Linked DNA regions of Mus musculus: regions 1, 3 and 4 are each linked to region 2. Evidence: chromatin loops called from intact Hi-C (ENCODE). Cell type or tissue: heart. All regions are shown on one strand. Links, peaks and the distances in the headings refer to the core of each region. The heading gives the core; the rest is flanking DNA. Region 1 overlaps Macrod2 (mono-ADP ribosylhydrolase 2). Region 2 holds the start of Esf1 (ESF1 nucleolar pre-rRNA processing protein homolog). Region 3 holds the start of Tasp1 (taspase, threonine aspartase 1). Region 4 holds the start of Macrod2 (mono-ADP ribosylhydrolase 2).

Region 1 (5,543 bases), core at 346-5,345, 260 kb before region 2:
CTGTGTTTTACTGTATCTTCCTCATTAATTGCTCACCTCCCCTTTCTTGCTTTCTGTCCTCTACAGATACTGACTTAAATTTGAATACAGAACTCAATATTCAAAGCTAGGATCCATCTGAGGAAGAACAGTGTCTTTCTGTGCCTTGCTTACCTCAATTAGTATAGTAGTTTCCAGTTTCGTTAAATTTCCTGGAAATTTCATAGCTTCGTTTCTTTAAAGCTGACTAGAATTCTATTACATATATGTATCTCATTTTCATTATCATTCATCAGTTGGTGAACTCTAGGCTGGTTTCATTTCCTAGCTATGGTGCACAGACCCCTGCTGAACATGTATATGCTGGTATATAGAACATAATTTCCTTTAAGCACATGTCCAGGAGTGGTAGCTGGATCATATGCAAATTCTACATTTAGCTTTTTGACAAGCTGACCATACTGAGTTCCATAGGGATTCTGTGCTTCTATACTCCTACCAACACTGAATATGTGTTCCCCTCTCCACACAACTTCACCAGCACGTGCTATTTTTAATATAGCCATTCTGACTGAAGGGATATAGTACATGTCTGATATTACAAACCTTGTCAAAAGCCTATAGTAGGGGAGGGACTAGGTCCAGGCAGGAGAACAGACCATCATTTCCCTAAGTGAATGTATCAAACTGCCTTCTACATATTTCTGTCCATAAACTAGTGCAGTTCTCAGGAAGGGGCAGAGAAGCTCCTTTCTACAGAGGTAATGAAAAGTTAATGAAGAGACTCCCAACTGGTCAAAGCAGAGAGAATAAAGTGACTGATAAGTGTTCAACTTTAAATAGGACATCAATATCACTCTTCCATTCAAGGACCAAGGAGCATCACACAAGAAGAGGAGAAAATAATATGTGCCAGAGAATGTCAAAGACAGTCCTGAAATGCTACCACCCAGATGTGACACTGCCATTACAGCCATGAACACGGAGCAGGTCTGGATACTTGCCCAGGACTCAGCCCTCCAGCTTTCTATCAAACTCACTGAAAAGGTGACCATGAAACTCCACCCCTTCCTAAAGAGCTAGTGACCATTAATGGGTGCTGGGAAAGAAAGGGTCATTTTCCCTAATGGTATAGCTATTGAGGGGCTAGGTGAGAAGAAGGGGTCAAGAGAGAAAGTAAGGGGGTGATAGAGTGTAATAAGGGAGACTGGGTTTTTTTTATAATACATTATGTGTATGAACGTGTCAAAAATACAGAAAAGGTTATACAATTCTGAAAAGCAATAGCCAGAAATATATGTATGACCTAGGGATATAAAGAAAAGTCATAAGACTATGAAAGTAAATACAAAGATTTAATTTTTAAAAATAAACACTTATTCTTCAGGAAACATGCCCAAAGGAACTCGTGTTCTCCTCACTAGACAGTAATTCAGAACAAGAAAATGTAAGCCTATTTGAAGACAAAGAAGGTATCTAGAGGCTTCATTATTTTACTTTTCACATTCAAATTTTCAGTAATTATTCACAGTGGGAAACACGGTCAAGTTTCTCCTCCCCCCAGTTTAGATAGCCAAATAACCTGCAAGATTTATTGGAAAAGGTTACTATTAGTTAACAAAAGTGAAACCCACTATGAACGTATCAATAATGAACTTTTAAGAATCAAATAAAGAATAACTAAAACATGTTAAGAACTGAGAAAATGATAAGCAAACAACAGTTATATATAATTTTAATATTTCTCCTAAATACACAATGGTTGAAGTAGTCATAAACAATGTATATCTGAGTTATATATATATATCACCTTATACCCCACAGAGAGTGCACCTTGTTTCTCCATGCTTGAGAAACATTTTAAATGCTGCTTAAAATGTACCAAAAGAAAAATTCACTCTTGAAAAATAATCACACATGCTTTATTCTTTTATCAATATTTTAAACCAACGTACTTCACAATTTTAAAATAACCTAAATAATTTTAAAGTTTTTATTTTGTTGTACATATATGCATTTATTTTTTTTTTTTATGTATGGGCATGTACACAGAGAGGCCAGAAGTCAACGTGGAATGCTGTTCTCCTGTAACTCTTGACCTTATTTATTGAGACAGTCCTTCATGCAGCCCGGACTGACTGGCCAGGCAGCACTGGCGCTCTACCTTGTTCCAGTGCTCCAGGTGCAAATGCATGTCATCAAGACCAGCTTTGATACAGGCGCTTAGAATCCCAACTTAAGTCTTCACATTTGTTCTCAAGCACTTTAGCAACCAAGCCATAGCCCCTGCTCCCTAACTAAGTCAAGGAAATTCCAGAAATTACAGGTCCATTATAAACTGTATCTGTGTAGATATATATAATGGCATTTAGTCAGTTATACTAGGAAGCAAAAAGTAAACTTACACAGAGAGAGAGGGGGGAAGAGAAGAGAGAAATAGAGGGACTGGAAAACCAAATTATTAGAAAAACTAGAAAGAAACAGATTGATTTATTCAATTAGAGAGTTAGAAAATAACAATTCAAAACAAGTTATAGGGCCTATAAAACAAATATATACATATTTAAACTCTAATTAAATATTTGAAGGGAAAAAAAATCTAAAACATAAAATTGACATTGATAAAAGGACTTTATTCACCTATGGCGGAGACTAATATAAAAAATTCTACACTCAGTGTATAAAATTTTTAAAATTAATAAAGTTGATAATTAAGGAACGTACATGCTAATACAAGAAAATGTGACAATTCATGATTAATTTTAGTTTTTGTTCCAGAGCTCATGATATCTTCCTAATATCATTCAACAATAAAAGCCATGGCATAATGAGCAAAACTGATGAGAAGGAAGAAACTCAACGCAGGCTAAGGCAGAGAACTAGTAAGATATGGAGATGGGGGCCATTTCTCAGAAATTATGCATGATGGAAAGCTATCACTAGAGGGCAGCATTGCAAAGATTATTTTTTAAAAGATGCTTAAGGAGGAGGTACCACAAAAGTACAACACCCTCCACTGTTTACATTCATTTCTTTAGGTAATAAAATATGTTCCCGTGGCTGAACAATTTGGGGCATGTTTATAACACGATTCATAATTAGGCAAGAAAAATCAATCCCACGTTTCTCCTTTTTAAACTAAAATGTATAGGTTAATACTTGTTTGAAGTTTCACAAAACAGACTAGATTGAAAATCTAAGTACATTAATATAAAATACTGTTTCCTAAACTAGCTTTGGTATACAGAACATTTGATATTTGAAAATGAACACACCTGTCTTTGTATTTTTATGATATTGAAATATATATATATATATATCAGTAACAAAATTGTATCCTACAAAAGACTATTCTCAAACACGTGCCTATACATTGTTCAGTCAGAACACTGAGCACTGAGAAACACCTCTAATGACTGAGAAAGGCAAGAATGACTTCTGGCATGGAATGTCAGTGCTTGAATTGTCACAGCTCAGTTTTCTGGCTTCTTTGAAACTAGTTTTGACAAACATACCAGAGCCACATTTGAAGGACTATTCATAATCGTCTAGTTGACATCCAAGGAAGGTAAATATTCTTTGGTCAAACACCAATTTATTGACCCAAGACACTGATTGATTTATTTTGTCATCTTCAGTTCGTTATGGTCCCTGTCAACAGCCATTCTCAAAGCTGAGTGTTCCCTGTATTCTATTTTTGTCTTATATAGATTTTTTTTCTATAAATAAATTCCCACCCAACTTCACAGAGGGCTCTCCATATCTCAATCTCTACACAACTTCTTATACCTGCTCATTATCTAGCTCTACATCTTTATTCTATGAATACCTCAATATAGTATGGCCAAACTTAACTCTTCCTCAAAACTGTATGATCACTCCTAGTAGGTAATGCCCAGTCTATCTGACATTAATGCTAGCTTATTTTTTTCTTTATGGTACTAGAGCAACTGCCTCAGTTTGACCAGTTTCTGGTAAGACACAGATATGCAAATTTTCAAGTGTGACTTTCTTGGGGTGAGAGAAACATGCTTCTTGTTCTTTTTCTACAGAACCAGCCTCCCTCCAAGTGTCAGAACATTACCCTATCCCTTGTTCATCTCATCCTCTGAATCTCTTAAGAAAACTGAGGCTGATTCTGTATTTGGGCTGGTGCTAAGTCTTAAATTTAGTCCTTCCAATTCTTCCCCTAATCTTAATAGTAATGATCCCTTTCAAATGCAAAATACAAAACAAAAACCACTTTGGGAGATCCCTTGTTATCTCTAAGATAAGATACCCAAGGCCAAGAGGATTTCCTGTAACTAAACCACCCATGCTTTTTTTGCAGACTTATCTTCCAGCATGCAGTCTTCTATGAGCTGTTACTGTAACAACATGCACTTGGCAGGCAATACCCTCTGCAGCATTCACATATCCACTTCTACCCAATATTAACTGCCTATTCAGGGAATATTTCTTCAATCTTCTACATCTACTCTTGGCAGTCTCTAAGAATCACCCCTTGAAAGCTTTTATCACAGGGTTGGGGGTGGAGAATCACTCTTTACAAACATCCTCCATGAGAGATCCCATCTTACCTTCCAATATGCTGAGCATGAGCTCCCAGTAAAGGTTGAAAGGAGCTTTACCCCAGCAGACACAGCTTAGTCTCCTGAACTCAATGAACTTTACCTACCAGTAATTCAAGTCACAAACCTGGGGGAAACAACAAATTACTTTCCCAAAACTCAGACAGGCTTCACTTCCTTCAGGGCCTTTTAGGGGAGGATCCTTCCCATCTCTCACCTTCCGGTGATTCCAAATGTCTCTTGGCTTGTGGCCATAGTACCCCATGTTCTGCCCTGTTCCTGGCTCTTCCTGTGTTTCTTACTATGACATTGGTCACTGACTTAACCAGATAATCCAAATGTTCTCCTTATCTTAGTCCTTTGGCTAAGTTAGGTCACCACAGGTTCTGGGAATCTGAACTTGAACATTATGTTTCAGGGACCAACCCACTGCCAATAACATGCTGAATATTCCATAGGGAGACATCCAGTATGCAACATGGATGCCAGAGACAGGTCAAGATGTAGTGACAGCTGTAATGAAAATGTTTCTAGAGCCTGTAAACTCCAGAAAGTGAAGTTGTATGCCTCCGCAAGTGCACAGCCTCTTCAGGTAATGATCTCAAGGAGAGGGAAGCCAACAACAGCCTTGATAGAATAAACTGTTCTTTTCTATTTATGGGCAGGTTCATTTCCGCATGGAAACAATAAAAAGACACCTTATTTTGTCTTTATAGTACTAATAAAAAACATTTAAAGTAAACTTGTTAAGCTAAACTTAAAAATCCTTTTTCAAGAAATAAGCTGGAGAAAACTGGCAATTTTATCTGAGGAAAGCTTACTAATTCAGCTAGAAAGCATTTATAAAATGGAATATTCACCTGGAGCTATTTCTGGAAAATGAAAATTCATCATACAAAAAAATCATTTGACGAGACTTTTTTTATACAAGTTTCAAGGTAGGAGGATTGCTGTCTTTGATAACTTAAATGCCTAATGGTGTGTGCACTTGTG
Region 2 (5,543 bases), core at 233-5,232:
GATCCAGGGGTAGGGTATATAAGGGCTCTTAGGTTTAGGGGTGGAAAGAGTCCACTGGTCATAACACAGTACCTCATTATCATATGGGAAGGGGGCAAGAGTGAGCCTTATGCTGAATCATACAGAGATTGCAGCAAGCTCTTTGCAGGGTTATCCTCCAAATAAGGTCAGACATCTGTATTCAGACACTAACAAACAAGGCTAGATAGAGAAATGGAAGCCCCTCTGAGAAAGGGAGTCTTCCACTTTGCACTGAGCTTAGAAAGCTATCCAGACATGGTGGGCTGCAAACCTTACTAGCAGGGTTCTCCAACAGGTCTCACCTATACTAACTGGAAAACAAATCTAGATAGACTTTTTTTTCCTTCACTCAAACTGCAGAAGATTCTATTGTTCATTTCAATAAAACCTAAACTTAAGTTTAATAAATCTTAAAATTTCACATGTAGTTAAATTTTTAATTCCATATTTTGAGCAATCTATCTAAATTTGGGCTACATGAAGTAGATCAGTCATTCAGGCTTGAAGAAAGCTACAAGTTTTACATTCATAATTTAAAAAAAGAAAAATAAAAGTTACCAATGAAGAAAACAGCATTTAAATACCTAATAAAAAAAAAAAGAAAAGAAAACAGCATTTGCTTTCCCGGACAAGAAAAAGAATAAGCAGGAGTGGCTGTGTATGCTTATAATCTCAACATTTAGAGGCAGAGGCAGGAGGAGTGCCTCCTGGGCTACATAGTGAGACCCTATCTCAAAAATCTAAAAAGAAAGATGTTTACAGTGAGTTAAATCTCTAATCCTGCCAATACATTTCTCATACTCAACTACTCCACGTAGCAAACTCACATCACTTAATTTCCAGTCTTCATTCAACATCAGATTTTGTTCTTAACCAGGACTGGAGAAGCAGGTCTATAGTCTCAGATACTTAAGAACCTAAGAAAGGTGGGCTGTCCAAGCCTAGTTCAAGGTATAGCTTAGGAGTTAGAGCAAGTTGTCTGTTTTGGGAAAAAGACAGAGAGACAGACTGGGAGAGGGGAGCATGGGAGAAAGGAGCAGGGAGAAGGAGAGACTGCATCTCACTGAAATAGCATCTCCTACCTGGCTATGTCATAAACACGGTCTGCAATCCGACTTCCAACCTGGAAAATTTCAAGAGTCAATGGGTTAAATACACCAAGCAGGCTTAACAGAAAAGTAACTTTTTTTCCTAAGATTCAACATATGTTTCAAAACAGAAGTGTTTCCTTCTATCCCATTTGCTATTGTCCCACAGCAACTTCCTTTACAAATACTTTATTTTTTTATTATGGAAATAATAAAATACCCTGAAAACAAACGGAAGCAAATTACTTTAGAAGCAAATTTAATGAAATCAAAATTAACGATCTCCTTGGTGTGGCAGTTTATGTCTATAGTCCTTCGATTCAGGAGTAAGCAGGATTACCACAAGTCTGAGGCCAGTCTGGAATACACGGTGACTATGAGTTCCAAACCAGGATATATTAAAAAGACCCTTGTCTCGGAAACTCAAACCCAACATCAACATCGGGAGGCTGAGGCAGGTGGATTTCTATGAATTCGAGGTCAGGCTGGTATATATTACATAATAAATTAAGACAGCCAATGCTTGCAAATTAGTAAACACCAAGTCTGGAAAAGTATAGACGACCATCTCCTAAACACAACATAAAAGAAATCGTATGGTAAGTACCACCCTTCCCCGGACTGGCGTCATCCGGGATGCAGTCAACTATCCACACCTTGTACTCAGTCTCTTACAAGCTTTTCTTGAACAGAATGGAAGGACTTATTGAAGGCCTCTACACGTCCTTTTGGCCTTAGGAGTTTTGCACTTTTCCTTTTCCTAGGAGACTCGTCCCATCTCTCATCTCGGCTCAACTAATCTCTCACTTTTCGCCATAACAGCCATTCTTGACCACCGCAGTCACCAATACCGCTATCTCACTTTTTCTTCACCTTCCTTTTGCTGCAATTACATTCCCTGTCTATGTGTCTCCTACTCACTCCTAAATGATCTTGCTTTTCCCTGGAACTCAAGCAGTGTTTGCAAAGCGAATGAATGATTGCCCCGCATGCTATCGGAGCCTCTCGTGCTTCCCGGAAAATCAGAAAGGCTCTAGAGAGTGAAGCTTCTCAAGGTCACACAGTCGGGTGGGTGGGTCCGCCCTACCCGGCTCCACGCCTCCCTCCGTCGCAGCCCCACAGTCTCACCTCCTCCTTCAGGTAGTCAAATTTCATGGGGTCGGGCTGCCGGGCGGCCCAATTCTTCTGCTTCCTCTTCAATTCCCTGTCGAAGATGTTTAGGGCTCTGGGCGAGGTGCTGCCCGAAGGAGGGACACCAGAAGCGACCTCCCTGCGACTGCCGCTCGATGCAGAGACCGCTGGCCGGCCAAGCAGTGGGCAGAGGCGCAAAAGAACGACCTTTCGCAGCATCTTCAGCCCGGGCGCCACAGCAGGGCATGGTTTCTATTAGGCGCATGCGCCAACGGGACTACGACTAGCGCAGTTCCAAGGCGGAAGGTTGAAGTAGTTTGGCCCAGCTCGCGTGCCGTTAAGACGGAGCGTCTCGCGGAGGATTGTGGGAGTGCGCTCCATGTGAACTCAGACTGGGATCTGAGAAGAGTGGTGGGAAACTGTGCGGTCGCCCGTCGGGCTCTCCTTGGGATTTGTGAGTAGCCCCTATAGTCCGGTCCCTTTCTGGCCTCATTGTTCTCTTCAGAGCTGCTTCTCGAGAGAGACAGAGAACGCAGCCGAGTAACTTGCCCCGAAAGTTTGTGAGGTGGGAAGATGGTTCGGGACGAGCTGACCTGGAGCTCCCAGGCCAGAGGGTGGGTGGACTTGAGGGAGACCGGGAAGCGTTTCAAGTGCTGTCCAGTTGCTTTCGCTCCTCTGAACATCCCATGTTCGCCGTGGGCTTCCATTTCCAACATTCACACGCACTGCAGTTGGTTGAGGTGGTAGCTGTGTCGTACAGCTGTTCCAGGTGTTGTAGTATCTCTCTCTCTCTCTCTCTCTCTATTAGAATGTAAAGGGTTCTGAAGTAAAGCAACACTGTAATTCCAGTATTGAGGCCGAGAGACAGAAGTGATTGCAGTTCAAGGCTAGGCTAGCCTGTTGTGATGGCGTACAGTCTGTCGCAGGAGTGAGGGGCGTAAATACTGTCTTGTTTGGTCAGTCAGCTTTTATTCATACAGAAACTTCTGACTTTTTTGCAAAGTTGAAATCTGGAGAAATCCAACCACCAGGGACGCTTTACAAAGGAACATTAGGCATACAAACTTCTGTGAGCGTTTTTGTGTGTTTATAGCCTATCTAGGCCTTAGTCACTTTGAGAATAAAATGTTATAAAAAAGCGACATTTGGGACTGGATAGATTGCTCAGTGGTTAAGTGCACTGGCTGCTGGTCTTCAGTGGACCTAGGTTAAATTTCCAGCATCCACTTGATGGCTGACTATTGTCCAGTCAGTAAAACCAGTTCCAGGGGCTCAGAAGACCTCTTCAGGCGTCCATGGGCAGGAGGCACAGAAGTGATATGCAGACACACATGAATACTTAACACCCATACACATGGAAAAATTTATTAAGAAGAACGTGACAATTGTTAACTGTAGTTTGAGACTAATTTGGGTCTTGATAGAAACTAGGATTTATAGAAATAACACTAAGGTAAATCTGATTTGATTTTTTTTTAAATGCCCCTCATTAGTTAAGAGACAGCTTTGTAAAACCAAAAGCTTATGCAATTATGAAGTAAACATTAACAAAGAGAATGAAACAAGACTATGAAAACCCAATTAGACCAGCTGAGATTTCAGAATCTTTTGTTTTTGTCTTCCTGTGTCTGTTGCATCTGTAGATGATTACATCAGCCCACATACCCATGCACGTGTGTGCTCATATGTTTGGAAGGGTGCTTGTATATGGAGCCAGAGGTGATGGCTAGTGTCTTCCTCAATTGCTCTCCACTTTTTTTTTTTTTTTTAAGCAGAACCTCTCATTGGAACCTGAAGCTCCTCAAGTAAGCTAAGTTGGATGATTAGGGAGTGAGTCCTCTTGTCTCTGGGATTACAGGCATTCAGGGTTTGTTTGTTTGTTTGTTTGTTTGTTTTATGTGTGTGTGTTCTGGAGTATCAAATCCATGTTGTATTTGTATTACAAGCGCTTCGCTGATTCAGCCTTCTCCCCAGCATCTGTCTTTGGTTTCTTGAAACAATCTCACTAGGTAACCCAGACTGACCACCAATTCCCTATGAAACTATCTAAGATCTGGCCTCATAATAAGCATGATTCTGCCTTCAGAATCTTGGTTTTACGTGTGTGGCTCTATGCACCAAGAATAATCTTTTAATTGATGGCAAGTACAAGCTAGAACTATAAAAATTCTGAGGGCAGTCAGCTACTAAACATTGCCCTCCTCAAAACCCTAGGTTTATAAAACCTTGGTTTACAAGTTTATTTCAAGTGATCTGTAAGGGAAGGATTATATTTTGCTATGCCTTTATTTTTTATGTTTGACCCAGAATAGTTTGGGTAGGTGAAATTAAATTTAAGTTGTCTTAATGTTGTGTATTTAGAGAGAGAGTGAGAATGAGAATGCATACATACACAATGAACAAATGTGGTTTTAAAAAATATTTTAATTATTAACCATTCATCATTGTAATATTTATCTATTTATTTATTTTTAGTATTTGGTTTCTCTGGATATTTCTTCATTAAGACTTTAAAAATGTCATCCAAACAAGAAATAATGGATGACCAGCGGTTCAGGCGGGTTTCAAAGGATCCCAGATTTTGGGAAATGCCAGAAAAGGAACGAAAAGTCAAAATTGACAAGAGGTTTCGAGCCATGTTCCATGATAAAAAGTTTAAATTGAACTATGCTGTTGATAAAAGAGGTCGTCCTATCAGTCACAGCACTACAGAAGACTTGAAGCGCTTCTATGACCTTTCAGACTCTGATTCTGATCTCTCTGATGAAGAAAGCAAAATACTCAGTCAGAAGAAAGCGAAGCAGAAAAAAAAACAGACCAAAAAAGAAGCAAAGTCAATTGAAAAGCCGATTGAAGAGAAAAAAAAAGAAACCAAGAAAACTGACCAAAAGGATTCTATAAATAAACATGACTTAAATAATTCTGAAAGAGTTCAGAAAATGAAAAACTCACAGAAACCTCAGAAGATAGATTCAGAAATAAGTCCCAAGAAGGATAATGAAGAATTTCTACAAAATAAAAAAAAGAAAAGGGGTACCACTGACCTTAGTGTAGAAGCTTTGCCCAAAGGAAAGCTAAGGACCAAAGATTCCAGTACCTCTGAAATGGTGAAATCTTCAACAATGAGTTCTTCTAAGGCAAAGAGAGAAAAGCAATCAGGTTGGTTGGCAGTACTGATTCTCTTATATTACACTACTTTAAGTCAAGTTTTTATTTTAAAATATAAAGTTATGAAAGAAAAGTATGCAATGATTTTCTCCTGTTTTGATACCAAAAGACAAACATGAGAGTTGGGTGAACGAT
Region 3 (5,543 bases), core at 224-5,223, 100 kb after region 2:
CAATATAAGAATTATTAATTATGTGTTTGGGATTACCAGCAGATGAATTTTTTTTTCAATTCACATATTTTAATCTAGGGATGACAGGATAAAAATCACTAAACTCCTCATCCTCAAACTGCCTTCTTGCACTTCGTTCTTGATCATCTAAAAGCCCCGTTATTGGTTGCTCTCCTCTTCTGGGGCGTCGGGCTTATCACCCTTCCTGCTCCACCGCTAAGATTAAACCAAGAAATTCCACAATCCAGTAATGCTTTAGGTGCGTTACATTTACCCAAAGGGCTTGTTAAAAGACCAGCCTTTAGGGAGGCAGAGAGATAAGCGGATATGAGTTTGAGGCCAGCCTGGTCTACAAAGTGAGTTCCAGGACCACTAGGGCTATACAGAGAAACACTGTCTCGGAAAAAACAAAACAAAACAAAACAACAAACATTCATTTAGGTGGATTCTAAGAATTTGCATTTTTAAGTAAGAGTTTAGGTAATTCTAAACTGCTGGTCTGAGACCTCACATAGGATACATGTGAAAATACATGCTGAAACATCTCATCTAAAAATCCAAAACCTCAGCTGCTCCCACACTGTGCACAAAACTATTTAAAAATGCGTTACAAAATTACCTTTAGTCTCTGTGTATAAGGTCTGCATGAAATACAGCTGAGTATTTTTGCAACTGGAGTCTCATCCACTGCTTTGGTTTGGGACCAGGGACAAGGGACTGAGGCGCATATTTTACATACCAAAGCACACCTGAACTTCAGTTTCACTCAGCATCCCTCAGTCCCTTCTTGGCGAACCCTGCCCCAACCCTGAACTTTCCAGTCCAGCGGCCGAGCTGCCCTTCCCCCAGAGGCTCTTCCCTCTATAATCAAGATATTTTGGTCTCCCTTGTTTTCCTTCTCTTCTCTCACCTCCAATGCTCCCCTGGCCTCAATCCTTGGGGCCAGTGAACTCCCCTGAAAGCAACTTCCCAATATTCTGCCTTTAATATAATCTTAATTGGTTTGAATTGGCTCATTTCACCGTTGGAGAAATAACCTATCACCCAGGACGTTTTATTATGTATAAGCAAGTATTTCAAAATTTGAAGAAAAGAAAATTCCCAAATACTTCTCAAGTATCTCAGACGACTGATACCTAACCTGCAGTGTTCTATTCCTTCTAATCTCTGCTCCCCACAAACAGGCTGTCAAACCATTCTTGATACTAGTTACAAGGATTGCTACTGGCTCTTGGTCTTTGATCTTGGACAGTTAAAGACTAACTACCTTTTCTGACTCCCACTTAAACAAAACCTAGGTTGAATCCTGCTTTTCCATAGGGGTCAAGGCTACATGGATGAGGGAAGGGTTCTTCTGCAACGCCCTCATCAATGATGGCTACTATTTTCATAACGTGCAACCCGCTCGTCAGTCAACTTCGTGGGTAACAGGTAGACACATCCTCAAAGCTAATTACCGAGCACAATGAAAGCAAGGTGGGCAACGGCGATTGTATAGCTATGACAACAAACAAACCCCCAATAGGCCAATAAATACATATTTTAAAAAACCCTCAGATATCAGAAGCCAGAAATAACCGCGGAGTGTCTCAGCTCAAACGCTTAAAGAGAGAGACGCTATAGCCTAGGCGATTAGGACTCAGGCTCGCGGGGCGTCTGCTTCCGGCCACGTGTGCACGTCGACCAATGGAAAGGCTTTACGCCACTCCCGCTTCCTCACCCTGGCAACGGGCGAACGACTACTTCCTGTGTGTGAGTGCTCTGCGCTGACGCGGGTGAGTGTCCCTCGTTCTGACGCTGTCCGCGTCGCCGCTGCCTAGCCTCGGTCTCCGTATGGTCCGGCAGGCCCGCGTGGCGTCCTCACGCCACCGCTCGGGACGGCTCTCACGGCGCCACCTGTCCGGCCCGGCGCAGGGCCCCACGGATTCCCCGGCCCGGAGTTGTGGTCACGCGTGGGGGCCGCCAGTTCCCTTGGCTGCGGAGTTCTCGGAGCTCTTCGCGCGCTGTGCAGTCCCAGGCTACAGGGAACTCACGTGTCCCAGGTCCACAGCGGGCCCGGGATGTGTCACAGACAGATGTCGCGGTGGGGTCAGAGCTTCCCTGAGTCTGTTAGAGCCCGGGTTAGCGTCCCGAGGGACATGTAGCATCCAGTCAGTGTAGAGGTGGCTAGGACTGAGTCAGTGAAGATGCTGGAGAGGCGGGCGAGTAGCTGTAAACTGGAGGTGTTTTGAAGTAGAAGGCATAGGGATTCCTCCGAGTTCAACTTAATTATACCGAGGAGAGGAAGGGAAGGTTTATTGGGGGCCATTGAACCAAGACCTTTCTTTGAATAACAAGCTAAGGGAGTTTATCTTACGCACTCAGGCGTTTGGTTATTAGAAGCAGTGGCCGTGGTTATTAGAAAATGCTTGGGAATTGCAGAACAAGAGATTAACATAGTTGCCGCCACTAAGGATTTTGTGCTTTATAATTTCTTAGGTGTTGTAGATGTCACCGACAAGTGTATGTGTATAATATGGTTAAAACTAGAAATTGCAGTTTTGTATATGTTGCATTCATTGCACGGATAGATTGGTTTTGCCTTTTTTTGGGGGAGGGGAGAGGGTTATTTTAGTTTATGTGTGTGACTGCTTGCATCATAATGTCTGCACCGCGAGCATGGGCATATCCGTGCAGGCCAGTAGAGGGCATCTGGGGGAATCAAGGATGGATGTAAGCCAGCGAGTGGTGCTAGGAACTTACTCAGGTCCGCTAGAAGCAAGTGCTCTTTATTGCCGAGCTGTCTTTCCAACCCTGGTTATTTTATTTTTTTTCTTATTGAGGTGTAATCAACACAGTACCAAAATCCTCTTAAATTGTAAGCTTCTCTCTCCCCCTCTCTCATTTTAAGGATTCAAAAGTTGTATGTATGTCGTTGCTGTCTAGTTCCAGACCAATTTTTATCACCTTCCCCAGATATCTTGTGCCCAGTACAGTTACTTACCCTTCTCCAGTTTCCCCCAACTTCTGATCCATGGTTTAGTATGTATCTTTCTGTTTTGTACGGTTTAAGTAAATAGAAGTATGTAACAGGTGTCCTTTTGTGTCTAGCTTCTTTCAGTGAGCATAATGTTTTCAAGATTTGTCCATAGCTATGTAATAATGCCTCATTCCTTTGTGTTTATGTTACCCCCCCCCCCATTGATTCTGGGGATGGACCCGCACACATGCTGGGTGAGCATCCTACCACTGATGGATGTACCTCCCCCGTTCCTTTTTATGGATATGCAGTTGGATTGTTTGGTCCTTCGGGTTATTTTGGAATAATTCTGTACACATCATATTTGTAACTTTTTGTGTGGATATTTGATTTTAGTTTTATATTTGATCTTTTTGTTTTTTTGGTTATGTATATAGAAGTGGAACTTCTGGGTGGTTATGTTTGGAGAACTCAACAGACACTTTCCAGAATGATCACAGCACATTGAATCCTGCAGATAAGAAAGGTCTTCATCTCCAGACACCTGTTTTGATTATATGCGTCTTATAGTGGTACTAGGGAAATAGTGTCTCACTATTGTTTTGATTTTTATGATGAATAATCTTAAGCATCTATCTTTGTATTTATAAAACATTACATAGTTTTGGAGAAATATTTAAGTTGTTTGACTAGATATTTTAAATTTTATTTTATGTGGATGCATGTTTTGCCTGCATATATGTCTGTGTACCACATTCTTGCCTGTTATCAACAGAGGCCAGAAGATGGCATCAGGTCTCCTGGGATAGGACTTAAGAAGGTTGTGATCTGCCATGTGGGCGCTGGGAATCAAGAGCAGCCAGTTAGTGCTCTTAATCACTAAGCCATCTCTCCAGCCCTAGGTGGCTTTTATTTTTATTTTATTTTATTTTTTTTTGAGATGGGTCTTACTGTGGCCTGGAAATTCACTGTGTAGACCAATCTTGTGTCAAACATCTGACTTAAGAAACCATTTCTGAGGCTGGGTGTAGTGTGGCACCTGCCTTAAATCTCACAACACAGAAGGCAGAAGAAAGGGGATCTCTGAACAATTTCCAGGGTAGCCAGAGCTACATAATACAGGGATTTTTTTTTCTTTCTCTCAAATAGACCTTGTCTCCAAAAACTAACCGAGCAAGCAAGCAAGAAAGAAACAAAACTACCACCACCAAAAAAATAAAAATAAAAATAAGGCCTAGTGAGATGGCTCAGCGGTTAAGAACACTGACTGCTCTTCTGAAGGTCCTGAGTTCAAATCCCAGCAACCACATGGTGGCTCACAACCACCCGTAATGAGATCTGATGCCTTCTACTGGTGTGTCAGAAGACAACTATAATGTACTTATTTATAATAATAAATAAATCTTTAAAAAAAACAAAAATAATCCGGGCGGTGGTGGCACACGCCTTTAATCCCAGCACTTGGGAGGCAGAGGCAGACGGATTTCTGAGTTTGAGGCCAACCTGGTCTACAAAGTGAGTTCCAGGACAGCCAGGGCTACACAGAGAAACCCTGTCTTGAAAAACAACAACAAAAAACCCCAAACCAAACCAAACAAAACAAAAATGCTGAATCCAGAGTCAGAAATATTTATCTATGTATAATTGCCCGTTACTCTAAGTTTTATAGGTCTGACTGATAGTTTTGAAGTGCTGGATTCAGTGTACCTACAGGGAGGGGTAGGGCTTTACTCTGCCTTCTCTAATTCTCCCCACCCTTGCTGACTACCCAGCCCCACCCACCACCCACACCCCACAACACACACACACACACACACACACACACACACACACAATGGCCTGGATATGTTTATCTTTTGTTTTTGTTTTTCAAGATAGGGTCTCTCCATGTAGTCTTGCCAGTCCTGGAACTCCCTCACAGAGATCTGTCTGCATCTGCCTCCTGTGTCCTGGGATTAAAGGAGTATGTTCCCCGACCCTGGCCCTTCCCCCTTTGGCATTCATCTTGAAAATCAACTGACCATGAATAATGTTACTGTATAACCCATCCCTTTCTGTTGAATTCTTAAGTTGCATATGTGTTTAAAATCCTGTATTATTCTATATTAAGCATAGCATAAAAGACGTAAAGCTAACCAGGAGTGCTAGCACATGCTGGTAGTCCTAGAACTTGGGAAGTGGAAGGAAGATGATCAGGAGTTTGAGGTCAGCCTGGGCTCCATGAGACCCTATCTCACAAAATGAAGCAAAACAAAACAAATCATAACCAACCACCCAAAACAACCAAAGGAAGACTAAGCTTTTTCTGTATTTAAAATTTAGGTGGAAAGTGTTTCTAGGAGTAGAATTACAGATTAAACATGAATATACATTTGTTCTGGAACTCTTTTAATGAAGCATGAAGCTGTCAATGTCATGATACCAAACTCACAAAATACTGTGTTTGTTTTTTAATATGGAATAGCTTCTCACTTCATATCCATGAGTGGGCTGAAACCAATTCTGGATACCAGGCTGGCGTTGAGTTTGCAGTGACCCTCCTCTGTGCCTCCCTTAAGGGCTGGGTAAAAGTCCTGTGCCACCA
Region 4 (5,543 bases), core at 400-5,399, 220 kb before region 2:
CCTACTGAGCTGCCTTGTCTAGCCCCAGTAGGAGAAGATGCACCCAGCCTTAGTGCATCTTCATATGTCAAGACTGGTTAATATTAATGGGAGGTCTCCCCTTTTCTGAAAAGTAGGAGTCATGAGTGGAAAGAAAGGGGAAAAGGACTGTGGGGAGAGAATGTAGGAGAAACTTTGGTTAGTACCTTAATTAATTAATTAATTGAAAAGACTTGGTTATATTTTTCCTATAAAAGAAACAAAAGGCAAAAACAGTAAGATACTGAAAATTCTTAAATGTCTGCTTATCACAATCTATGTGTATAGATGTTACTTTAGGAGCAGTTTGTCTAATATAGTAAAAACAGTTCTTAGGTAGTCACTATAATTTCAATGGTTCATGTTACCAAGTACAATGTAAATTGATTTTACACTATATTTTACTACCATCAATGATGCAAAGCTGGAGAGATGGCTCAGCAGTTACAAACACTAGCTTAACTAGTTAAGAACACTTCCAGAGGTCCTGAGTTCAATTCCCAGCAACCACATGGAAGCCCATCTATAATGGGATCTGATGCCCTCTTCTAGCAAACAGGTGTGCATGCAGATAGAACACGGATTAAATAAACAAATAAATAAATAAATAACTTTTCCGATGCTCACATTAGTGTGTTCAATTTAAATTGCTACTACAAAAGCTAAGCACTAATAAAACGTCTCACTAGTTCACGTACCTGGCTCTTTCCTGATCTGTTTGCTTGTTTAGTTTTCCCCAGCACCAGGTGTAGGGGCTCACTGAGGTCAGCATGTGCTCTACCTGTGAGCTATGTCCCAGCCCTGCAGTCAAGCTCTCAAGCTAAAGAGTATTTGTTCTGTGACACTTTGACTTTTAGTTCTCTCAGCACTCACACTCATTGAAACAATGACACTAAAGCGAATCTTTCAATATTTAAAGGATACTTTAACTGCGCTACTCGACCATATTCATACTTCCCTGCAGTTGATTTGAATACTCCCTCCTCGATACTTTTTTTTCATAAAGCAGGCACTACTTAGAGAATTGTTTCTAATTCTCACTTTTAAGTCCATTGTTTGGTCAAAAGGTTCACAAAGGACAGAGACTTGCAACAAAAATGTTTAACAAGCTATCAGCAAGAAAATCAACTTTCAACTGAGTTACCCCCTTTAGCCCCGTTCCGTAAGAAGACAGTCCTGAGGAAATGGTACACCCTTGCTCCATCTTTTATATGCAAATTTGGTGCAAGTTGGTAGTAGCAATGCAAATAGTTTTTCTGAAATTGGGGTCGGAGGTTGAGGTAAGAAAACAGGTTAAAAGAGAAGAAAGAAAAAGATGAAGAAAAATATGCCAGAGAATCAAGCATTACATCACAATATGACCTATGAAACTGAGATGAGACAGACAGGAGGAGAAAAAGAACTTATCGCACAGTTCTATTTCTTAAAGGAATCCGTGCCGCTGTCAATCTAACGGATTTGGATAAGCCTCGATGTGCACAAAACTCAGGGATGGAAGGGTTCATTCACAGAGTGCTCGCTGTCTTACTCCGTGCGACTTCACACTATGAATGAGGATGCAACAGAGAACCACATTGCCGAGGAAAGCCCATTCAGACTTCTCCGAGGGCACTTATTCTCTCCGACAAGATGCTCCTTTTGGGTTCCAAATTTCAAAAGTCACACTGCAGCTGAGCATAGCGGGGACCCCAGCCACTTTGGGATGTCAGGAGGACAGAGGCTGGGACCGGAGGAAGGCAGGTGCGGGTGCAGATGCTCCCCAGGCTCAGCAACTGCAGCCAGAGCGACACCGGCCGGCCGGCACCGGTCCGCGGGACACCCGGCGGGAGGTACAAAGTGCCAGCTGGGGTCCTGACCAACTTGTACCCTAGCCCGGGGGCGCGCGCCTGCCGGGAGGCGAGCACGCGGGGTAGGAGGTGACCCGGCGCCCGGAGGGGTGTGCGCCCACAAGTGCGCGAGCCGCAGGTGCCCGGGCGGCGCGTGGCCGGTGGCGTGCGCGCGCGTGGACGCGGCCGCGGGCAGGAGCGGCACCGGCCGAGAGAGAGAGGGCGCGAGGAGGCTGCGGGCGGAGGGCGTCGCGCCGCCCCGCCGGGCCCCCGCCCCCACCCACCCGCCGCCCGTCCCCGGGGTCGCGGGGCCGGTTACCTTTCTCCTCTCTCCACACCTTTTTCTTCTTGTTGCTGGGGTACATGCTGCCGTGGGGGTGGCTGGCTTTAAGCTGCAAGTTCCCCAGGCTCACGGGCAAACAGGGTGTGTGGAGTGTGGGGGGTGGATGGAGGGGACACTCGGGAGGGAAAAGTGCAAAGGCTCTGCGTCCCGCGCCGCTAGCCGCTGGCCCGTCGCCGCCCTCCTCCCTCGACCCGCCCGCTCTGCCAGGCGGCCGCCGCCACAGCAGCACCTCAGAGCCTGTCAACTAGGTCACGCCTCGCGCTAACCTAACACCCGCGCAGGCCCCGCCTCCCGGCAGCCAGGCAGCGCCGCCGCCCATTGGCTGCTCCGCCCGCCGCTCTCCCGGCTCTAGCCAAGGCGCGCCCCTACTTCAGCCTCAGGGCGCAGGCGCAGGCGCAGGCTTGGGCTCGACGCCGAGGACGTTGGGGAGCTGGAAGGGGCGGGGCCAGAGCTCGAGGAGCGGGGAGGCTGCTTCACGACGGAGGCGGGGCGTGCAGCCACCGCCTGCGGGGAGCGGGAGGAGCAGGGCCTGAGGGCGTGGCCTGCCAGCAGGTGTGCCTGATGACCCAGACCCCGCTGACAATGATGAGAGTCTAGGGGACTGTAGAATGAAGAAGAGGTCACCCGTCCTAGAAGTTGTAACCGCCTCGTCTGAACAGGTTTTACCTGACGCTTTCCTCTCGGTGGACAAATAGAACCAAAAGAAAAGATCCAGACCGTGTGCAACCCGCTGCTCAATCGTGGGTTAGAGATTTAGTTAGAATTCTGTGAAGTTTCAAAAGCTTCACAGTACACAGGGCCAACTCGAGAGTTTTAAGATCTGGTGACCAAAATGTATGAGAACCAAGTCCCACATCAAAGTAAATCCAACTAGTGCCTGGTTGTCTTTTATTCCTGATTGACTTCAAAACAACTTCTCATCCAAAGATCTAGCTCCATCCTAGGTAGTTCTCTCATGATTCAGGAAATCCAATTGCCAGAGAATCTACCTCAAGAGCAGTGACCTAGAACATAGAACTTTTGCACCCTCTTCTTTGCACCCCAAACTTATCTCTCCACGAAGCTGGCTTAGTGGATTTGGGAAACTCACATCTATTCATCAATTTAGGATCAATATAGTTATATGCATTGGCAAATAACTTTAGGGAACACGGTTTGTTCGTTTGTTTGTTTTTTAGAGTGGGTCTTTTGTAGCTCAGGCTTGCCACAATTTAGGGATTCTCGTGCCTCAACCTTAAACTGCCTTCCACCAAAGAGAAGTAAAACGCATTAAAATAATAATAATAATAATAATAATAATGACAATGACAATGACAAAGAAAAGGGAAAAGAGAGACCAAGCTGAGAATTGTAAAGAATGGAAGAATGTTTGAGTAATGAGACTTAAAAATGAATTCACAACATCATAAAACAGTAATATTTATTTTGACATTTTTCTTTGGGATTTTTCTTTAAATGCTATCAAATACATAAAACATTATTTTTGTTGGGAGAAAAAAGCTTCAAGAAGGAAGCCTTTGAAATCACACTGATAATGAAATAAGAAGGGCTTTGACTCATGTAGAATCCAGATAAAATGGCAATGGGGTAGACTTTGGGAGGAAAGATGACGAAGTTCTCATGGATGGTCAAGGCAGTGTTAACATTAACCAAGAGGTGTGGTTTGACACATGGAGGATGTCCCTCAAAGGACCAAGCATCCAAAGCTTTCTTCCTGAATGTGCCACAATTCCAAGGTGGTGAGACCTTTAAGAAGTAGGTCCTAGGGATGTCACTGAGGCCTGTTTCCAAAGAGAATTATGAGAGTCTTGTTTGTGCTTCTCTGCTTTCTAGCTTGACATGTAACATTCCATCCATGATGTGGCACCATCACCAGAGACTCATACTAATGGGGCCACCTAGTCTTGGACTTGAGCCTCCAGGACCATATGGCAAAATGGGGGTACCTTTATTTCCTAAGTAGCCTGCCTTGGGTATTTCATGATGTCATTATGAGCCAGATCAGCATCTAAAGATCATATTTCATTCAGGAAAAATTTGACTTATTTAAAAGTCCTCAACGTTAGGTGTCTGCCAGAGAGTGCTTCCTACCAGGTAGCTCTTCCTCAGGGAGGCTGCACACCAGCCTAGGGTCCTTCCACCATGTCCTTCCACCATGCTGCACTGTTAACATCTCATGTCAGCTCAAAGGCTTTTATTGTGTTGAGCCAATGATATTTACGAAGTAATGGTTTAAGTACTTAGTGGTAATTATTATAATAATAAAAAGTATCATTCCAAAAAGGTTAAACTGTCTCTCAAACATTCCGGAAATGTTCAGCTCTCAAAACAGTTCATGATTCTTCCCCTCCATTTGATCTCCTTGGAGTGCTCCTGTCTGGATACCTTTGTTGCACGCTCAGGTAAGCAGTGTGAAAAGCCAAGCGCCACCCAGGTCCTTCTCGTGCCTTCGTGTTCATATCGAATCTGCTCAATTTTACCTTGTGGATTAGTCTGCAATGCTCTAGTTTCCAACAGAAATGCTGTCTGGATCACCCTGAGCCACTAGAGAAACTTCCTCACCAGCCTCGCTGTTCACTTCTGACCTCTACCCAGTCTCTTCACCACCACATCTCTCACTGTCTTGTCAGAGAAGACCATGCCATCCCATTGGTGGAAATTAAGGACTTTTATTGCTCTTTGCTAAGGACTGAATTGTGTTCCACCCACCTCAATATTTCTGGGTTTGTAGTCCTTCGATGCAATGCAGTTATATCTGGAAAGAATATTGTTAAGAGGCAGGGTCATAGTCTGATAGGACATAACCTTTTTAATGGGAGAGAGAGCTGGCCTTCCCTCCCTTGCCTATCCTTTCTCTGCCATATAAAAATACAGAGAAAGCAGGTGTCTTCAAGCCAACAGGAGGATCTTCATCAGAACTCTACCACCCTGATATCCTAATCTCAGGCCCTCAGCCTCCAAAAGAGTGGGTAACTCTTTCTGTTACTTAAGCCCTCTATTCTGTGGTATTTTATTTTGGCCACACTAAGTTTACTAGTACAGTCATGAAGAATGGAGTGACCATCTTCCACCATTCCAGCCCTATACCATTTTCTACCCACATCGCACCCCCAATCTGTAGTCTAGATATACCCTCATTTATGAATTTTCATTTGTTTGAGCATACCTTGTCCTCACCACATGGCCTTCTTCCATGTCAACACTACATCTGAAACATGATTTGTGTGATTAACTTATTCTCATCCTTTTGACACTACTTTAGCATCATGTTCTTAGGTCTGGCATTGCTTGTATATACCTGTGATCCCTACACTCAGGAGACTGAGACCAAAAGACTGTAAGTTTCATACCACCCT

The links. A loop is a pair of places that touch in the nucleus more often than their neighbours do. Peaks named below come from ENCODE experiments on the same cell type or tissue, not always from the same donor. Only the 100,000 strongest peaks of a DNase experiment are listed, where the experiment ranks them.
Region 1: it touches region 2 in a loop (7-fold over the local background); 8 of 42 quality-filtered maps call a loop at or near these places.
Region 3: a loop joins it to region 2, with 5 times the contacts of the local background. A loop is called at or near these places in 6 of 42 quality-filtered maps.
Region 4: a loop joins it to region 2, with 6 times the contacts of the local background. A loop is called at or near these places in 8 of 42 quality-filtered maps.

The regions. Positions count from the first base shown.
Region 1 is chr2:140,424,843-140,430,385 of GRCm38, reverse strand. All of the region lies in intron 2 of Macrod2 (mono-ADP ribosylhydrolase 2), which reads right to left. Among named protein-coding and RNA genes, the nearest start is that of Gm23846, 13 kb to the left of the region's middle. In heart, for the core only: a CTCF peak has its summit at 2,917 (motif pointing right); no DNase peak of the experiment used is centred there.
Region 2 is chr2:140,167,628-140,173,170 of GRCm38, reverse strand. Esf1 (ESF1 nucleolar pre-rRNA processing protein homolog) reads left to right here and starts at 2,613. Exons shown (of 14, transcript NM_001081090.1): 1 at 2,613-2,694; 2 at 4,716-5,399. The coding sequence starts at 4,757. It overlaps Ndufaf5 (NADH:ubiquinone oxidoreductase complex assembly factor 5), which reads right to left and starts at 2,525. Exons shown (of 11, transcript NM_027093.4): 1 at 2,238-2,525; 2 at 1,104-1,144. The coding sequence starts at 2,459. In heart, for the core only: no CTCF peak of the experiment used is centred there; a DNase peak (open chromatin) is centred at 2,570; H3K4me3 peaks cover 2,540 bases; H3K27ac peaks cover 1,815 bases.
Region 3 is chr2:140,062,986-140,068,528 of GRCm38, reverse strand. Tasp1 (taspase, threonine aspartase 1) reads left to right here and starts at 1,724. Exons shown (of 14, transcript NM_001159640.2): 1 at 1,724-1,775. In heart, for the core only: a CTCF peak has its summit at 2,684 (motif pointing right); a DNase peak (open chromatin) is centred at 1,728; H3K4me3 peaks cover 2,200 bases; H3K27ac peaks cover 1,559 bases.
Region 4 is chr2:140,392,342-140,397,884 of GRCm38, reverse strand. It overlaps Macrod2 (mono-ADP ribosylhydrolase 2), which reads right to left and starts at 2,455. Exons shown (of 19, transcript NM_001013802.3): 1 at 2,164-2,455. The coding sequence starts at 2,209. In heart, for the core only: no CTCF peak of the experiment used is centred there; a DNase peak (open chromatin) is centred at 2,554; H3K4me3 peaks cover 1,894 bases; H3K27ac peaks cover 1,375 bases.